Regions from separate parts of the Homo sapiens genome. Here region 2 is linked to region 1. Evidence: chromatin loops called from intact Hi-C (ENCODE). Cell type or tissue: PC-9. All regions are shown on one strand. Links, peaks and the distances in the headings refer to the core of each region. The heading gives the core; the rest is flanking DNA. Region 1 overlaps HRH1 (histamine receptor H1). Region 2 overlaps ATG7 (autophagy related 7).

What was found. Hi-C counts contacts between places; a loop is a spot of excess contacts. Peaks named below come from ENCODE experiments on the same cell type or tissue, not always from the same donor. Only the 100,000 strongest peaks of a DNase experiment are listed, where the experiment ranks them.
Region 2: a loop joins it to region 1, with 4 times the contacts of the local background. A loop is called at or near these places in 5 of 110 quality-filtered maps.

Annotation. Positions count from the first base shown.
Region 1 is chr3:11,235,063-11,237,868 of GRCh38, forward strand. The region is part of intron 1 of HRH1 (histamine receptor H1); the gene reads left to right. Among named protein-coding and RNA genes, the nearest start is that of ATG7, 36 kb to the right of the region's middle. In PC-9, for the core only: CTCF peaks have their summits at 1,733 (motif pointing right) and 1,940; a DNase peak (open chromatin) is centred at 1,779; H3K4me3 peaks cover 622 bases; H3K27ac peaks cover 1,538 bases.
Region 2 is chr3:11,306,393-11,309,198 of GRCh38, forward strand. ATG7 (autophagy related 7) reads left to right here. Exons shown (of 21, transcript NM_001349232.2): 6 at 551-668; 7 at 2,592-2,669. Among named protein-coding and RNA genes, the nearest start is that of ATG7, 35 kb to the left of the region's middle. In PC-9, for the core only: no CTCF peak of the experiment used is centred there; no DNase peak of the experiment used is centred there; H3K27ac peaks cover 151 bases.

The DNA.
Region 1 (2,806 bases), core at 274-2,773:
AAATTAGCTGGGCGTGGTGGCATGTGTCTGTAGTCCCAGCTACATGGGAGGCTGAGGCAGGAGAATAGCTTGAACCCAGGAGGCAGAGATTGCAGTGAGCCGAGATCACACCACTGCACTCCAGCCTGGGTGACAGAGTGAGACTCCATCTCAAAAAAAAAAAAATGCTATTAGAAATCCCTTCTCATTTTTTGATGTGAAAAATGATTTTCAATTGAAATATGGAAATTTTAGGTATTATAAGACCTAGGATCATATTTAAATCTCCTGATTTATCTGCTTTTGACTGACACTGCTGTAGCAGAGGAAGCCGGAGGACACACGGGGAGAGTATGCTGCCTCATTACTTCCAGGTGGAGGTAGACGTCCTGGCTCCCCACTTCGCTTCTCTTGACACTTGAAGGGCGTGGCTTCCTCACTGTTGCTGAGCAGATGTGGGAGCTCCATCTCCCCACTAGGCCTCTGCAGATAAGTCCCCAGCTGGGAGGGATGAGAGTGCCTCCTCACTGCTCCCCATGCACCCCTACTGACACCATGGGGGTGGGTGCAGGGCTTGTCACCACCTGACAGGATGCAAGTCCCGGCTCCCTGCTAGGAATGGCGGGGACGCCACCCCAGCAAGGGGAGTTGAGTCACTTCATTACAGCTTGACAAGGGTGGAAGTCTTGGCTGCCCTCCCCACTTCACCTCATCTGGCTAGGACAGGAGCGGGGCACAGTGTTTTTCTATGGTGTTTGGCTGAAATAGAGCAGGTGTTGTCTAAAAGTTTTCTACTTTGCTAGGCAGCCTCTTTCCCAGTCCTTTGGCTGGACACAGCAGGCTTTTGTTTTGCCTGTGCCGATTGCCATTTCTGAGCTGCCAGCTACTTCAGGTCAAAATCTCTGATGTATGTGGCCAAAAAAAAGCCCAGGGAATTCATCACTGTGTCGCTCATTGGGCCCCAATGTTCCTCACTGCTTTGCCTTTGCCTCTCCACCTGTCAGAGTCTTCTTGTGTTTGCTTTAAATATAACATCCAGAGTTTTAGTTGTACTAAGCAGAATAGAGAAAGTACCTCTACTCAATCTTCCTGAAAGAAGACATCTCAATATGTTTTAAAAGCTTTTGACACAGTGGCTCACGCCTGTAATCTCAGCACTTTGGGAGACTGAGGCAAGTGGATCGTTTGAGACCAGCCTGGCCAACATGGTGAAACACTGTCTACTAAATACGTAAAAATTAGCCAGATGTGGTGGCAGGTGCCTGTAATCCCAGCAACCTGGGAGGCTGAGGCAGGAGAATCACTTGAACCAAGGAGGCGGAGGTTGCGGTGAGCTGAGATCGTGCCATTGCACTCCAGTCTGGGAGACAGAGCGAGACTCCGTCTCAAAACAAAACAAAACAAAACAAAGCTCTCAGGCAGGCAGAGTTGAGAATTACTGGTATAGGCTGGCACCTCCATGAGAATAGGAACTGTGTTCATCCGGTGGCTATCATAATATCTGTACCTGGCAAGAATATTCATCAGTGAAGATTTTGTGGATGGTTTGATGGAAGGAAGGGAGAATGAATGGATAGATAGATGAATGAATAAATGAATCATCTGTGATTATCAGAATAGAACTAGGAACCAGATCGAGTCACACTCATCTATGCCCCTATATATAAATAACTTCTATATATAAATATATAAATAACCCCTGTATATAAATACCCTGGCCCCAGAACCAGCAAGAGGGCTTGACCAGCAGGTGGTGCTAAAGAGCCCCAGGTGTGGGATGAGGTGGCAGCTGCAGGCAGGTGTCCATCAGGTCACTTGACTGAAAGAGACAAAAGTTACAGGAACTGGTAATCACCTGGGAGCTCTCTCTTATAAATGCCGCATCTGCCTCTCTTTTTCTCCTGCCAGCTCTTTTATTTAGTTCAATATCATCAATCACTTTTTTTTTCCTCAAGAAGAGAACAGCCTGAATGACTTTGGTCTTTGAAAGTGTATTTCTCAGAGTTTAATCTCCAAGGATTCGGAACAAAATGAACACATTATTCATCCTATCCTGAAATGATACTTGTGTGTGTGCTGGGTGTGGTGGTGTAATCACTGTGTCCTTGTCTCATGTTAGCACGGATATCCATATTTTCGAATTCCTTGGAATCTTTATTTAAAGCGTTTGTTTATTTTCCTCTTTTCACAGTGAAAAAGAGGATGATGTATTCACTGTATCCTTTTCTCACGTTAGCACGGATGTCCATGTTTTCAATTCCCTGGAATCTTTATTTAAAGTGTTTATTTATTTCCCTCTCTTCACAATGGAAAAGAGGATGGAGTGGGGGGAGTATGTGAAGTTCACTGGAAGGTCTTAGCAGATGGGTGCCACCTGGGCCTTTAAGTGAAACTTGCTCTTCAGTCACTCTGGGATCTCTTAGTGCAGGCACCAAGCCCTAAAAACTCCAGAAGCCTCTCTTTCCACATCATTAAAATGGGAGGCTGGGGGCAGAATTATTTTGGTGAGGTTACCAGCACGGTAAACGATTAAGGATTAAACGATTGAGGATTAAACGATGCAATATGGAAACTCTCCCAGCCTGATGCAATCCTGAAAATATTTCTTTTCTTTTTCTTTTCCTTTTTTTTTTTTTTTTTTTTTTTTTTTTTGAGATGGAGTCTTGCTCTGTCAACCAGGCTGGAGTGCAGTGGCGTGATCTCAGCTCACTGCAACCTCTACCTCCCAGGTTCAAGCAATTCTCCTGCCTCAGCCTCCCGAGTAGCTGGGATTACAAGCATGCGCCACCACGCCCTGCTAATTTTTTTGTATTTTTAGTAGAGACGG
Region 2 (2,806 bases), core at 146-2,645, 71 kb after region 1:
CAACTCTTAGCAGAGAAAGTGGAGATAGCTTTCCGGAAGAGGAGAGATTGATTAGAGCAGGACCTTGAAGCCTGGGAGGGTCTGAGAGGTGGCGTAGGCACAGCACAGTACCTTGGACTCAGCTAGTTCTGGTTTTAGATTCAAGCTCTGCCTATTATTATGTGACCTTAGGCAAGTTGCTTAAACCTTTAAATGGGGGAAAAGAGCTGTTATGAGAATTCAAACTGTGCACAGCTCAACAAACAATATTTCCCTCAGGTTAAAGGTGGGAAAGAAGAACAAATAGGAAATGAACTTCTCTTTGGGGGACAGTAGAACAGCATCCTGATAGGTTAGAGTATAGGGAATATATAGGCTTTTAGGGGGGAATGGTGCCTGTTTTTTAGTTCTTGAGTTATGATATTCATCTTTTTCCAAGAAAACATACAGTTAATCTTCTGTTTGCCCTGCAGAGCAATACCCTTTTTATCCCACTACAGTGGTGGTTGACTTGTCTCTCCCTGGCTGAGTCCCAGCTGTGCCTGACTAACCGTGTTTCTCTTGTATCTAGGAGTGCTCCCACCCCAGCCCGTTGCTGCCCAGCTATTGGAACACTGTATAACACCAACACACTCGAGTCTTTCAAGACTGCAGATAAGAAGCTCCTTTTGGAACAAGCAGCAAATGAGGTTAGCTGTGAAAACGTGATGTATGTGTCATATTTCCTGTGGTCCTGGCAGGTGCAGTGTTTGTGATCAGGCACATGGGTCTGCTGCAGAAACTGGCATATGAAGGGAACTTAAAGACACTTGTGGGCTTTGGTATATTTCTCCAGAGAGAATACTCCCAGCTGTCTCCTTCTGTATTGGCAGGAAGGTCAGGGAGAGGACATCCAGGCTCTCACCTGGGATAGGCTGGAAATAACATGGCAGGGCAGAGGTTAAGTAATCAGTTTGCTGCTCATCTCCAGCCAGCATTTTGAAGCAGCCAGACCTCTGAGAGTTGTGTTCCTGTGGCTGAATGCCTCTAGGCACTCTGTTTATTGTGCCTTGGAGAGGCTTGGCAATCCTGTGCACCATGGCGGTAGAGGAGATTATCATGTAGTCTCTGCAGTGTCTTCACTTATCTACTGCATCTGATTTTCAAGGCCTCTGTGGCCTGGCCCTGTTTTCCTCTTTTCCTTTCTGACCTCTTTACTCTTGCCCTTGCATTCTCTGAGTCTGTCATAGCAAATCACATGTAATTCCTTCTACCTACTTTCTGTTCTGTCCTCTCTCCTTGGGAATACAATATCCTCTCTGCCTGGAATGTCTTTCCTTTGCTTCTTTACATTGGAGTTAGTGAGAGGAATTAAAATGGGAGGTGGGGGCAGTTTATCCCAATCCTGTCTAACCGCTGTAATCAAGGAGTCTTTATACCAGTCTTTATCACGACATGAATCTTGTTGGTGTGGGTGCAGTGGTCAGGTCCTGAGGCAGGCTTCCTTCACATCCCTCGGGATGGACGCAGCTGTGACTCAGGAGAGGATGGTCGTTTTTCTTGACCTGTGGCTTGACTGCTCCTGGGCCTCCTGCTTTGGCTGCACATTTAAAAGGGAGTCTCCAAAGAATTGGGTCAGGCCTTAATCATCTTGGAAAAAAGCAGGCTCTGCCCCCACAGGAATATCCCACCCCTCAACTGGGGCCCAGAATTCTCCTAGCAGCTTCTGCCCCATGCCCCCTCGGCTTACCGGAAACTGGGGGCCTCTCTTCAGTGGTCCAGCTTCTCCAAGGCCAGTATGTCAGTAGCAGGAACTTACTTCTGCTTACTTATTTCCCTCTTCCACCCACACTTAGGGAATGATTCTTATTAGTGCAACTGTTTTGTCTTGCTTAGTAACACCAAGTTTAGCTACGAATCTTATCTACAAAAACATCTTGTGATCCACAGCTGCTGACCAGCACCAGCATTTGCTCCTAGTCTCAGTACTTGCTGAGTATACATAAATTTGAAGTTTGTTCTTCTTTCTTCATCTCTCAGGGCAAGATAATCTCAAATAAGACTTCAAGAAACCCCTATGTGTATTTCACAGCATTTCCTTTGAGAGCCCCTCCCAGGCTCTTTACTCTCCCCGTTCCCCAGCAGAGTCTGCAGAGGATTCCTCCCATAAATTCTACCTACTTCTGTGACAGCAAATCCTACATGGTGGTGAAGTTATACATTTACGCCAGTCTCTCTATCTAGACTGCGAGTGTCTTGAGGGTAGGGACTGACTGTGTCTTTTATTTCTGTAACCCTGATGTGCCTGGTATATAGTAGACAATAAGTAAATATTTGCTGAAGGAGATTGTGAAGGCATGAAAATGGCCTGGTTGCCCCCTCGGTGCTGAGATCTGCTGAGAGGAGGCGCCTGGGTTCCCTCACTTGGCTTAGATGTTGAAGGGAGTGTGGCTGGGAGAGAGGCAGTGTGAAGTCGGCAGAGTGAGGTAACAACCCACTTCATTGTTTGGGGTAAGTGGTGCTGGGCCTGTAGGAAAGAAGAGCCTGGTGCTTTTCAGCTCCACACTTCACCTGAGAGTGAGAAACTCAGAGATGCCTGGTAACCTGCCTTGATGCTTTTCTTCTTCTTGCAGATATGGGAATCCATAAAATCAGGCACTGCTCTTGAAAACCCTGTACTCCTCAACAAGTTCCTCCTCTTGACATTTGCAGTAAGTAAATGGGCTCTCGGTTGCACCGAGGTTGGTGAAATCCCCTGGCTTAGCCCAGTGTACCAGTAGAACAGTCTGCTCTTCTCTCCGAAGCTACTACCTTCTGTTACTTAAATAATAGCTGTTAACGAAACGCT